Linked DNA regions of Mus musculus: region 1 is linked to region 2. A link is a contact called in ENCODE POLR2A ChIA-PET data. All regions are on one chromosome and are shown on one strand. The core of a region is the stretch at or near the end of the contact, and the rest is flanking DNA. Distances in the headings are between cores, read along the strand shown.

Region 1 (6,566 bases), core at 1,845-4,344, 130 kb after region 2:
CAAGGCCAGCCCACCCTCCCTGGAGCAGCCCTACCTCACCCACCGGCTCTCAGGCCACGTGCATGGGCTCCAGTTCTGCCCCTTTGAAGACGTGTTGGGGGTGGGGCACAGTGGAGGCTTCACCAGCATGCTGGTCCCTGGTGAGTGGCCCAGCGTCATTACAAGTGTGAGAGGCCGTGGGCCGGTCAGTCCAGAGTTGCAGGACGAGGTTCAGCTCCATGCTCTTCCCTCTCTGCCTCCCTCCCTCAGGGGCTGCGGAGCCTAACTTTGATGGTTTGGAGAATAACCCATACCGGAGCCGGAAGCAGCGCCAGGAATGGGAGGTGAAGGCCCTGCTGGAGAAGGTGAGCTGTGCTGGAGCCCGGCCCTCCCTGGCTCCCATCCCTTTCTGGTGTCACCTCCCCGTGGCTCCTTACACATCGCTGTCCTGTGACCCTCGCAGGTACCTGCAGAGCTCATTTGTTTGAACCCCCGAGCCCTGGCAGAGGTGGATGTGGTCACTCTGGAGCAGCAGAAGAAGGAGCGGATAGAGAGACTGGTATGGAGCCACCTGCTATGTGCGCAGCCCGAGTGTCCAGCCCTCGCCTCTATACCCCACCCCATCCTGAAGTGCAGCGCAGGATATAGGTGCTGCCAGGGCACTGGGCCTGCTGTTGACCTCCTTCATGTCCCATGCCAGGGCTATGATCCAGACGCCAAGGCTGCCTTTCAGCCCAAGGCCAAGCAGAAGGGCCGAAGCTCTACGGCGAGCCTAGTGAAGAGGAAGAAGAAGGTCATGGACCAGGAGCACAGGGTATGTGAGCTCGGGCGGGTGTTGGCATGCACGCCTGCAGCCTTATCAGCCTATGCTCAGTGCCTTACGCTCCTTTCCCACCTTGTTCCAGGACAAAGTCCGGCAGAGCCTTGAGCAGCAGCAGCAGAAGAAAAAGCAGGATATGGCCATGCCTCCTGGAGCCCGTCCCTCTGCACTGGATAGATTTGTACGACGAGCCAGAGAAGGCGGTCTCCAAGTTGACCCTTAGGGGCCAGAGTGCTCAGTGGGCAAAGGCACTTGATGCCAAACTTGAGTTCAGTTCCCAGAAAACACGTTTGGCAGGAGAAAACACACAAGTGTCTTTTTACCTTTCCATGCCCACATGGGGCAGCGCGCACACACACACACACACACACACACACACACACACACACATATATAAAGGGAACACAAAGATCCATAGGGAAATTGTCCCATGTGCCTTACATCTTAACTGGGTAGGAGCAGACAGCTCCTTGGGTGTGTGGGCATTAAACAAGGTTTCTGGAGACGTGTCTGGACCATCCTGTAGGTCTGCTCTTCCCTGTGTGGCTATTCTAGACTCAGCTCACTGCCCTGCCTGTCTCCCCACCACTGCCCAAGCCTTCACCCTAGAGGGGGGCGTTATCCCCATTGTGGTTGTCGCAAAGACCAACATGCAGCAGTACTGAAAGCTCTGGGCTCTCCAGGTGTGCTGGGGGCCTGGTGAAGACGCTGCACTTGAGGTAGAGAGACATGTTTATTGGACCCTTGTCCCTGCTTGTGAGTCCCCTTCCCGCCCTTGGCTTTATCCCTCCCCGGAGCTGGCAGGCCAGGGCCCAAGTTTATCTTGGTAAACTTGGTTGGTTGCAGCTTCAGAGTTTGCTGTGAGAAAATGGAGGAACTAGATCACCACAGGGATCTGCAGCCTCTGCACCAACTTTGGGGAAAGGTCTCTGAGGTGCTGTTTTCTGTGGGTTCTCAGCTACTGAACCAGGCTATGAACCGGCACCTCAAGGTACCCAGAAATCCCTGGAGCCAGGAGCAAAAGGGTGCAGTCCTCTCCCCATTCATGCCGCTCACCAGCTTCCAAGCTTCCTGCATTTGCCAGGGATCCACCTTGTGGGATGTCAGCAGGAACTTCCCGTAACAGCACCGATCCAAGGGGTAGTGGGTAGCACCAGCCAATTTGACACAGTGTGTGGGGGCAAGGCCCCCTCGCCTTGCACTTACTCCCACAAAGACATCCTCTAGAGGTAGAGGTGGGGCCCGGCTGGCCACCTTCAGGATGAGCTGCACAGCAGAGATGGACAGTACATATCCTGTGCCCGAGGCATAGGGTGGAAAAGGACCCCAGTTTTCCGGCCACAGTTCTTCTGACACATGGTGCCGGGACTCTGGTGTCCGAGTGGGTCTCACCCTCCAGTGCACCCTGCCTAAATACAGAAGGGGCACTGCCTGGCCTCTGTGCTCTTCATGGATAGCTGTTGTCTCTTCCTGGGCCTCTTTGCCCTTCTGCCATTGCTCCGAAGGCCCCCCTCTTTGTATCAGCTCTGACACCAGCTCTGGGACGTTGACATACACGTCATCATCCGTCTTGAGGATGTAGCGGGCCATAGGACAGTATTTGTTCACCCAGTTCAGTCCACTGAGGGTCTTGAGGGTGAGGTTGCGGTAGGAATCCTGGAAGGAGGCCTGCAAGATATCCCTGTGTGCTGCTGACTCTGAGGACAGGTCAGCAAGCTGCTGTCTTCTAGGTTTTCCCAGGAGGAAGAGCGTCTGCACTCTGAAACCCCGGGCTTCGCGGATGGCACCCCAAGATGCCCGAATGGCGTTTCTCTGGTTCAGGTGCTCCGGGGCCGTACACACCAGGATGAGCAGGAAGGGAGGGGGTCCGGAGCCACCACAGGCATGAGAGTTAGAAATCAAGAGGCGGGGCAGGGCGAGGGGCGGTCCTGGCGAGGCTGGGGCCGGCAGCAGGGATGCCAGGGACAGGCTCAGCAGCTCCTCCCCCAAGCCTGAAGGTCCAAACAGGGTCCAGATGATCACCAGTAGTAGGACCGCCAGGAGGACGCGCCGGAAGAGGCTGAGGGGCATGGCGTGCCGCAGAGACCTGTGGGCACAGCTGTTAGAGCGTGGGGAGGTGGGAGGACGGCTTTAACCAGCTGCTGCTGAGGAGACGCGGTGACCCATGCGCGGGGCTCTGGCGCATCACAGATGCTGTTCTCCAGATGCTGTCGTGCAATGCGGCCCTGGCCCACCACAGCTGGCCCCGGAAGGCTTCGTTTCCCTAGCTAGCGTGCACGCGGAACTCCGCTCCATCCCGCCCCTCCCCGCACCTTCCCATCATGCCTCTCTAGGCCGGAAGCCGACAAGCGGCGTGCATTTCACATAGGTCCAGCCCTTCCCGGTCCGTCCCTACTGTAAAGCACGCGGAATACCAGGCTGCTTTTCTAGAGCAGCCAGCATCTGCTGTTAACTCACCCGAGCAGCAGCATCTGGCGGAGCTGTAGCCACTTCACAACAGCTTAGCACGGCTACGGCAGGAGACTCAATTGAAGCCTGCCCAAGCTTCCCCTGGAGGTTTTCAACACCGGCTGCCCCACCTTTAACAGTGGTTGCCGCCCAGTTTGCTGCACCTAAGGCAGTCTCCTTGTGAACACCCAACAGAAAGGGAGGAGCAAACACCAGCAGGAGCCTATGAGGGACATTTCCGTTCAAGTGCACCAAGAGCACTGTACCCAGAAGGCACCTGCAGCCAGATTAAACTACCAGAGCTCAGGATCGCTGTGGCATTAAGTACTATCAGATGGAAGACAAACTGAGACGGAGGTCATAGGTATATAAACTATTTATTAACAGCAAAGGCCCAGAGACTCATTTCTTCTTGGATACACCCACAGTTCGGCCCCTGCGGCCAGTGGTCTTGGTGTGCTGACCGCGGACACGAAGGCTGCAGAAGAAAAAGATACAGGTCACAGAGCAGCAGGAGGCGAGCCGGTGGACTGTGCAGCCTGATTGGGAGTGGGCAGCTTAAGCCTCATCACCCACTTACCCCCAAAAGTGGCGCAGCCCTCTATGGGCTCGAATTTTCTTCAGCCTCTCCAGGTCCTCACGCAGCTTGTTGTCTAGACCGTTGGCCAGAACCTAGATTTTGAGACAGGGGAGACAACTTTATCTCCTGATTCTGCACCCAGTTTTAACGGACAACCCGTGTCCACCAGTCCCCTAACACACCTGGCTGTACTTCCCATCCTTCACATCCTTCTGTCTGTTCAGGAACCAGTCTGGGATCTTGTACTGTCGTGGGTTCTGCATGATGGTGATCACTCGCTCCACCTCATCCTCCGTGAGTTCTCCAGCCCTCTTGGTGAGGTCGATGTCTGCTTTCCTCAACACCACATGAGCATATCTCCGCCCCACGCCCTGAGGTCAAAAGTTTGGGCTATTAGACTTTTGTTTTTAAAGATCTGAGTACAGAGTTTTCAGAGATACCAGAGGGTATCAGAATCCATTACAGATGGTTGTGAGCCACCATGTGGTCACTGGGAGCCTCTGGAAGAAGTCATAGCTTTTAACAGCTGGATTCTCTCTCTAGCCCAGTCTATTTGTGTCTTATGTTTGCCTGCATTGTATGTCTGTGTGTCTGTGGCACACTGACCAGAGGCCAGAAGGCGCTGATGTTCTGGAACTGGAGTTAATGGTTGTTGAGTGTTGGGTCATTGAACCTGGATCCTCTGGAAGAGCAGCTAATGCTCTAACAGCCAAGCCACCTCTCCAGCCCCCTCACACACACCCTATTACTCAAAAGCAGAGGGGCTGTGCAGATGTTATCCCAGCTCCCTGAACTCGGGACTGCTATGGCCAGCCTAAGTTAGAGATCCTGTCATTTTTCAGATCACTTTCCAGAGACAAAGCCTGCCTACTAACTGAAGGGAACGCTGTTCGGGCCACACTGGACATGTGTCACAAACTCAACAAAAGCAGCACAGATGAACAAAGTCAAACCTTTAACAGGTTTTTTGAGCCCCAAGAGTGGGTGTGACTTTGTGACTACCAGAATTAGCGGGGAGGGGGAAGTGTCATTGAATGAGCTAGAGAAATGGCTCAGTGCACTGGCTGCTCTTCCAGGACCTGGACTATATACCAAGCACTCATTCATAACTCGAACTCCCAATGAGAGAGGATCTAAGTCACTCTTTTGGCCTCCAGAGGCACAGTATGCACAGACATGCAGGCCAAAAACCTTCACAACCCTCACCTCAGCCTCCATATAATTTTTTACTTTTCTTGAGCCTGTTTTACTGTCAAGCTGTGAGTTCTAAAGGTGCATGATGCCAGGTTGGTTATGGTGACAAGGCAAGGGACCTATGCTCAGCTACAAAGTGTGGCCCCACGCCCACCTTGCCTTCTGACTTAAGCACTAACTTAAATTATAAAGAACCGACTCCTAACACTTAAAGCAGTTTGGAGGGACTGGGATTCAGACAGTACTAGACTGCCTCACAGATAAGGGCAGCAAGCACTTCTGGTCCAGCACATGCCTATATGCTTCCAAATATTCAAATTCTCACCTTGAGTGAGCAGAAGACACTTCTTAATTAATACAGAAATCTGCCCGGCGTGGTGGTGCACGCCTTTAATCCCAGCGCTTGGGAGGCAGAGGCAGGCGGATTTCTGAGTTCAAGGCCAGCCTGGTCTACAGAGTGAGTTCCAGGACAGCCAGGGCTATACAGAGAAACCCTGTCTCCAAAAACCAAAAGAGGGAAAAAAAAAATTAAAGAATACAGAAACCTTCCCTGTCCTTCACCCTTTGTTGGTCAGCTTGCAATCACCTCTGGAGGAACTCACCCCGAAATCTCTCTCCTCAAACTCCCAATACCCACCACCCACCTCCCAATCAGCTTCACCCTTTTGTTTTCCAGGCAGGTTTTTTTTTGTTTTTTCTTGTGTAGCCCTGGAACTTATTGATCGGGCTGGCTTCAAGCCCAGAGATTTGTTTGCCTCTGCCTCAGGGAGTGCTGGCATTAAAGATGTGTTCTTCACCCTCTCACACAGGACCAACAGAACCCTCAGTACCCAGGCTCTACAAACACTGTGCACAGCCCCTTCAAGAGCCTCCATTCACCTTGTCTGCATTCGAAGTCAGCTGTAATCATCTCCCAGCAGGTCACACGGGGCACAGGCATTGCCCCAGGCCCTTCAACCCCCTAGACACTGCTCTGCCCACCACACCAGGCACCTCCTGCTGTGCTATCATTGTTTGCCAAAGTGCAGAATTAAAAAAAGTCAACATGGCAAGGACTTAAAAGTGAGACTTCACAAGGTTAAAAAAATTTACTCCAACTTTTATGTCCACCTGACATTACCTCGGCTCCCCAGGCCTCCTTCAAACCTCTCAGCAGCCACCCAGTTCCATCTATACCCTAGCATCCCACAAGGTCCCACCACTGACAGGTCTCATGGCTGAACACACCTGACCAGCAACTCCTCAAATCACCAACTTCAAGTCCTGTCCCTGTCTACAAGACTTTTAGCTCTGCAGAGAAACATCCCAGCTTCCTCCTACGACCTCCCTTTTTGCCATAATGGGGAAAACTGCCAGCTTCTGTGTCACCTTCCACTGTGGCATCTGCCAATAGCTTCTGCAGACCACCCCCAACCATCACCGCTAAGCCTGGACACCTCTTAGGATGTTAGTTTACAGGAATTCTACTCAAGGTTTGCTGACAGCAGAGACTGCTCTCGGAAGCTGAAGATCTCGGGAAACCTCTGCAAGGTGGGACATGACTAC
Region 2 (7,013 bases), core at 135-2,634:
CTTACCCACCAGCTGCAAGATTAACGCAACCTTCGAGCTTCTCTTTCTGACTCCAATAGGGTGAGCACGTCACCCTCTCGAACGGGGCCTTTGACATTTCGGATGATAGAGCGGCTGGTGTCATCCATGAATTCCACTCGCACCTACAAGCCCAATACAAGAGTTAAATGCTGCTACTTACTAGTGGGGTGGAAAGGTAATATGGACCAGAGCCTGGGACAGGGGCTGGTCAGGTCAGATGGTTCAGCAGTTACAAGCATTTGTTACTCTTAAGGTCTCATTTGCCAGACCAAAGGCATTGAATCACTCACATGATAGGGTCTCTGTAGCCTGATCTGACCTTGAAATCCTGTGATCCTTCTGGAATTACAACACCCTCCCCACTTACAATTTTATCTGGGTGCCTCCAACTTACTTCAGGCTGGCCCTGATCTACGGGTCCCCCTACCTTAGTTTCTTAATTAGCTGTGATGGGAGACCTGGGTATAAGCCAGGGGAACGAACGGTCAGGGCATCTTTAGCCTAGGCTTGTCTGTCTCCTGGAGTAGGTGAGATGCCCTACCGTTCTTGTTCTATGTGGTGGACCGAGGCAAGCACACTATCAACAGTGGCCCAGGTTTTTTCGGTACTGGATCATTTTGTAGCCTAAGCTTGACTGGAACTCCAAGTGAACTTCCTTAGACATCTTTAATTACTAGCTTTGAGTTCAGTACTCAAGTTTTTTCGGGTTCTTTGTATGGTAAGCAAGTCTACTACTGACACACAGGTCCCGCCAACTCCACCTCTTTAAAAACCAAATCTTTTAGCTGGGCAGTGGTAGCCCGCGCCTTTAATCTCAGCACTTGGGAAGCAGAGGCAGGCGGATTTCTCAGTTCGAGGACAGCCAGGGTTACACAGAGAAACCCTGTCTAGAACACCCCCCCCCCCCCAACAAAAAACCACCAAAGCTTTCAAAGGCAGTCTTACTACGGTATCCGCGTTTCTTACAAAGTCATATCCTCCCTGAACCTAGCTACTAGAATTAAACGTCACCAAATCCAGTTATAATCCTGGTACTCGGGAGGACTCCGCTCCGACCCCAGGAAGTGGTCCGAATGTTCCCATCACTCACCTGCGTGCACTGTCCCTGCGAACCGGTCCTGCCCAGCACTTTGGTTACCTACAGGAAATAAGGGAAAGTTAGGCTCGACATGTTCAGCTTTCTTCTCTCTTTATTCAGGTTTCTAAACACCCGCAGTCGCCTCACCCTAGCCAGCTTGATGGGCTGCACGCGACTCGTGTCCATGATGGCGGCGATCTGGCGGAGAGGAGTCACGTGAGCAGGGGATGCCTTTTATAGTCGGCTCTGACCACGCCTCACTTTCGCTCTCGCGAGACCGCACGCGGTACCCAGGAATCCTCGGGACAGAGTCGTCACCAGCGTCCTTCGGAGCGGAAGGAATATGGCGTCCGCTACTCGCGTTATCCAAAAGCTGCGGAACTGGGCGTCTGGGGTGCGTGTGCTGTTCCGATCCGGGCCGGGAAGGATTTGGGTTCTGTACGCCCTTGAATCCTATCCCCCTTAACATCTCCTTAGTTCAGTGGATAATCCAGGATCCCTGAATTTGTGACTCCAGTAGTCAGACTCAAGGTCCTAAATGTTTTTGGCCGGGTTACTGGGATTTCCTTGGCCTTAGATTGCCTGGCTTTAGCTCCCCCCCGCCCCGCCCCTCTTCCTATCCCTTTCTCTCTTCGCCTCATTTGTCTCCCACGTGAGACCAGGTGTTTCCTCATCCCCCGTATCAGCTTGGAATCTTTGTTTGTTTGTTTGTTTTTGTTTTTGTTTTTCTTTTTCGAGACAGGGTTTCTCTGTGTAGCCCTGGCTGTCCTGGAACTCACTTTGTAGACCAGGCTGGCCTTGAACTCATAAATCCGCCTGCCTCTGCCTCCCGACTAGGATTAAAGGCATGCGCCACCACGCCCGGCTATCAGCTTGGAATCTTGTGCCCCTGTTTTTGGAAGGCTGAGGACCAGTTTTTAGATTTTGGAAGAAAACAAAGAGGTCAGGGAAGCTGTAGATCTCTGCAGCTCCTGGGAGGTTGGAGATGGATAAGAGGAGAGATAATTTAGGGTCCAAGAAAGGAGGTATATCTAGCACTGGAGCTTAGTAAGCAACTGTTTGGGTGAGAATTCCCATAATGTTAGGGTAAGCACGTTTAGTATATTGACCCATATACAGAGGAGATTTTCTTTAAAAGGAAGGCTTTTTAGGTTAGATCTTGGAAAGGCTGGAAACTTAGCCTTAAAGTTTTGTAAGCCATGCCCTTGCCTTTCTTCATATGCATGACTTGTAAACTTACCCTAACTGGCTACTTCTGTTCGCTAACCCTATCCTGGGGTTCCCTAGTTTCTGACTTCTTCTCTCCTCCCACAGCAAGACCTGCAGGCGAAGCTACAGCTGCGCTACCAGGAGATCGCCAAGCGGTGAGCAGGCCGTGCTTGCTGCCTTCATCCTGACATTCTTCCACCAAACCCAAGGCTGGCCATAGTGGTACAGTCTTTAATCCCAGCACTCGGGAAACAGGCAGGCTGAGTTCTGAGTTCAAGGCCTGCCTGATCTACATGATGGGTTCCAGGTTAACCCCTGTCTAATAAACAAACGTGAAAAAACAACCCTAAATTTGCTGTTCTCTTGAACTTTCCTTGGAGAATTGAGCAGAGATCTTTCTTGTCAGGCTGTGAAAGCAAAAATTTAACTTTTAACTTCATTGGGTTGTCTTGGAATAGTTAGGAGATAGGTTGTATTATTTGTTGGTCTCTTGGGTAGCTTTGCAGTCTTCATTGTGACCACCCACATGAAATGCTATGTTCTCAAGCTACTGAAGGGGGAGGATGAGGCCCATGTAGGCCAAGTCATTGCTTAAAGTCAGTTTTGATCACATTTATATACTGATGAGTCTTTGCCTTGTCCTCAGGCTTTTGGATGCCAATACAAACGAGTGTTCTTGCTTTGTGGGGTTGGTGGCTTTAGCACTCAGAGACTCCACCTCACTTTGCTGAGTTCAGAATGAGCCCCTGTGTGAAAACCCAGCAGACGCCAAGGGAGGGAAATATCTGAAACAGTGCCCAGTCTGGTCTCAAAATTGTCGTGTAGCTGCAGTATGGCCTTACACTCATGATCCTGCTTCTGTCTTCAAAGCGCTGGGATTTCAGCAGTAGATACCACTATACGTATATAGCAGTATACGTATATAGCAGTATACTAGGTTTACGTAGTGCAAGGGATGCCTTTATCAAGTGAACTACACCAGCCCTCAACTTAAATTCTATCTTCATCTTTTTTTCTTAAAAGATTTTTAGATTTATTTATACTCATATGTGTGTTGTGCCTGCATGAGTTTATGTATATGGGCCTGATGCCTGTGAGTTCAGGAGACTGCGTGAGAACCCCTGGAACTAGAGTTTCGGGTGATTGTGAGCCACTATGTGGGAATCAAATTCTGGTTCTCTCCAAGAGTAACAAGTAAGTGCTCCACCCAGAGAGCCATCTCAACAGCCTCATAATTGTCTTTATTTCTTTTGTGGATGTTGTCAGGGAGGGATAAATACAGCATGCATTAAAAAAACATTTATAAAAACAACATTTATCTATCTATCTATCTATCTATCTATCTATCTATCTATCTATCTATCTATTTATCTATTTAAGGCAGGTCTTACTTTGATCAGTTTCACATGCTGAATTGGCTGGGCATGTGTTCCTGTTCAGAGGCAAGCTCTTACACTGTAGTCCTGAATGGCATGGACCCCAAGTTGGCTTGAAGGCTGTAAGGGAAAGGAGTTGCACGGATTTACTGGAAATACAGGCAGGAGCCAGCTTCTTCGGGGTAAAGGCGCCCTCTAGTGGTTCACTTGGGTTTTGGCATTGGACAAATGTTCTTTTTACTTTGCTGTGAACAGATGAACATATATGTGAACATAGCATATATGTTCTTCAGGCAAATTCTAAATTTCACAGATGTGTTTGTCATTTTAGAACTTTATAGCTTTTTCCTTTTTAATATTACTGGAGTTATTGTTTATGTTTGTGTGTGTTTGTGTATAGGTCAGAGGAAAACTTGTGGTAATAGTTCTTTTCTTCCCACTATTTGGGTCCCAGAGATTAAAGTCAGGTCATCAGGCTTGGTGGCAAGCACCTTTACGTGCTGAGCCCTCTGCCTGGCTATCACTTTTTTTTAAGTTTTATTTTGTTTTGTGTGTGGATGTTTTATGTGCATGTATGGCTGTACAGGCATTATATGCATACAATATCTCTGAGGCCAGAAGTTGTTGGATCTCCTGGAACTGGAGTTATGGATGGTTGTAAGCCACCATGTGGGTGCTGGGAACTGAACTGGGGTTCTGCAAGAAATGCTGCCTATTGTGCCACCTCTCCAGTCTCCAGCCTTTTCCTCAAAAGACAGGGTATCACTGGGCAGCTCAGGCTGTCCTGGAACTCGGCTCTGCACCTCTCCTGCTTCAGTGTCTTGAGTACTGGGACTGTAGTGGTGTACCCAGTCAGTATCCAGCCATATGTCTCACTTTACCTTTTTTTAATTTTAAAAGGGTTTTTGTTTTGTTTTGTTTTTTTGACAGAGTTTCTCTGTGTAGCCCTTGGTATCCTGAAACTTGCTTTGTAGACAAGGATAGTCTTGCATTCAGAGATCTGTCTTCCTCTGCTTCCTGAGTACTGGGACTAAAAGGCATGTACTCCAGCTAATTTTAGGAAATTTTTAGGTTTTTTGAGATGGGGCTTCTTTGTGTAGCTCTGGCTGCTGTGGAATTCTATTTGTAGACCAGGCTGGCCTAGAACTCAGAGATCCTCCTGTCGCCTGTCTGTACCCCCTTGAGTGCTGGGATTAAAGGTGTGCTCTACCACTGCCTGGCAGTCTTAGGACATTTTAAGCTAGGCATAGTGGTACAGGCCTTTAAATCCTAGGACTGGAATGCAGAGGCACGTGAACTCTGAATTTGAGGCCAGCAGCCTGGTCTATATAGAATTCTAGGACAGCCAGAGATCTTATCTCAAGAAAACAAAAAACCCAACCTCCCCCCATTATTAAATAAACTATATAAGTCATATAAATTGTTTCTATGCATATGTGTGAAGATGTTCCTGTTTGCATACAGAAGCCAGGAGAAGGCATTGGATCCCATGGGACTGGAGTTGCAGGCATTTGTGGAATGCTGTGCTTGTTATGCATCTGCTGGGATCTACACTCTGTTCCTTATGATTGCATAGCATTTACTCTTAATGGATAAGCTGCTGTCTAGCCTTTGTTGTTGTTTCTTTTTTTGTTTAATATTTTTTAGACAGTTTCATGTAACCCATGCTGACTTGGAGCTTCCGTTGCTGAGAATGACCTTAAGCTGATTCTTTTGCTTGCTCTTCCTGTGCATTGGTATTTTGTCTGCACGTCTGTCTGTGTGAGGCTGTCAGGTAACCTGGAGCTGGATGACAGACAGTTGTGAGGTGCCATGTGGCTGCTGGGAATAGAAACATTGTCCTTTGGAAGAGCAGCCAGTGTTAACTGCTAAGCCATTTCTCAGCTCTGCCATATTTTTTATTTAAAAAATAAAATGGCTTTTACATTTTTAAGGAGAACTTGCTGGGTAAAAATGGTGGCCAAATTTGAAATGTAGCCAAATAAACAAATAAAACCCAACTGTTTATGAGCACCCACCTTTGTCCCTGGGAATTTTCCTTTTTGTTTGAAGTTCAGTGTTTGCTTTCGAGGCCTTAGGCTGCTTGGTAAGCTCAGGGTTAGCCCGAGGCCAGGCTGAGCTTTGTTCCATGTAACCCTCTGCTTCCCTCTCCAGGGAATCTTGGCAGTAGACCACACAGTGGCAGGAAGGCCAGGAACTTGGATGAGTTCCCAGGGCAAGGTGTTCTTTGAGTAATAAGCCTTTATCCCAGCAGGGTGATTTAAAGGGTTCCTGAGATAACAAGGAATTAAAAAGTTCTATGACCTAGTCTTTGGGGGTGGGGAGAAAGGCACTTCAGTTGGGTAATCTGGGGCTGTGCTTCAGTGTTAGAGACTACAATTGCTGGATGAGGGATGGTCACAGCTTGGCACTCTGACCTGATTTTCATAAGCATGTGTAGGTAGGAAGGAAGGCTGCTGCTAAGCTTAGCTTTGTGTTGGGGATAGGAGCATGTCTAGGTCTCTTCTTTGTCTTGGGAACTTCAGTAAGGGTCCTCTATACCTAACCATATTTGAGACTTAGAGGGACTGGGGTGGAGCATATTTCTGTAACCTGGCTTGACGACTTTTTTATATATAGATTAGTGTCTGCTGCTTGGTTTCTCGTTCTAGACGCAGGTATAGAATATGATAATGCAGCAAGACATGACTTTGGCCTGCAGCCTCCCTTGTAGCTCCAATCCTCAGTCTTGTAAAGGAGAGTGCCAGTGAGAGGGACTGTCACATTGTTTCAGTGCCAATGTTTTTTTCCCTCAGGACCCAGCCACCTCCGAAACTCCCCGTGGGCCCCAGTCACAAGCTGTCCAACAATTACTACTGTACTCGTGATGGCCGCCGGGAAGTTGTGCCTCCCTCAATCATCATGTCCTCACAAAAGGCCCTGGTGTCAGGCAAGGCCGCCGAGAGGTAAGGATCCTCAGTGTCCCCGTCCAGAGCTCTGTGACATCCCCTACTGCTATTGGCTTTACTCTGCGACGTCCCCTACTGCCACTGGCTCTTCTTCCCTGGCAGGTAGAAACATGCTTTCCACAGTCCTGGTATAGTGGGGCAGGATTGTGATCCCTGAACTAAGGAGGTTGAAGCTGAGAAAATCAAGAGTTCAAGCCAGGGCTGAGAATGTAACTTACTTAGTAAGCTACTTGTCCTATGAGCATTGAGAGTTTGATCCCCAGAACCCAAGTTAAAAAAAATGACAGGGGCCTGGTAGTGTGTTTGTAATCCCAGCGTTGGGGAAGTGAAGTCAGGCTGAGGTAGGAAGTTTACAGGTTCCAGGCCATTCTGTGTGGTATA

What was found. ChIA-PET counts read pairs that join two places held with the same protein, here RNA polymerase II (POLR2A).
Region 1: POLR2A ChIA-PET joins it to region 2 with 71 read pairs in embryonic stem cell. The contact joins the promoter of B3galt4 here to the promoter of Ndufa7 in region 2. POLR2A ChIA-PET finds 5 or more read pairs at or near these places in 5 of 5 experiments (Patski and embryonic stem cell).

Annotation. Positions count from the first base shown.
Region 1 is chr17:33,948,394-33,954,959 of GRCm38, forward strand. It overlaps B3galt4 (UDP-Gal:betaGlcNAc beta 1,3-galactosyltransferase, polypeptide 4), which reads right to left and starts at 3,095. Exons shown (of 1, transcript NM_019420.2): 1 at 1,519-3,095. The coding sequence starts at 2,869. The coding sequence ends at 1,754. It overlaps Rps18 (ribosomal protein S18), which reads right to left. Exons shown (of 5, transcript NM_011296.3): 3 at 4,010-4,198; 4 at 3,828-3,919; 5 at 3,605-3,725. The coding sequence ends at 3,650. It overlaps Wdr46 (WD repeat domain 46), which reads left to right. Exons shown (of 15, transcript NM_020603.2): 11 at 1-140; 12 at 250-344; 13 at 443-538; 14 at 680-793; 15 at 885-1,302. The coding sequence ends at 1,022.
Region 2 is chr17:33,823,188-33,830,200 of GRCm38, forward strand. It overlaps Ndufa7 (NADH:ubiquinone oxidoreductase subunit A7), which reads left to right and starts at 1,385. Exons shown (of 4, transcript NM_023202.4): 1 at 1,385-1,493; 2 at 2,414-2,463; 3 at 6,480-6,629. The coding sequence starts at 1,443. It overlaps Rps28 (ribosomal protein S28), which reads right to left and starts at 1,375. Exons shown (of 4, transcript NM_001355384.1): 1 at 1,247-1,375; 2 at 1,112-1,159; 3 at 6-143. The coding sequence starts at 1,285. The coding sequence ends at 21.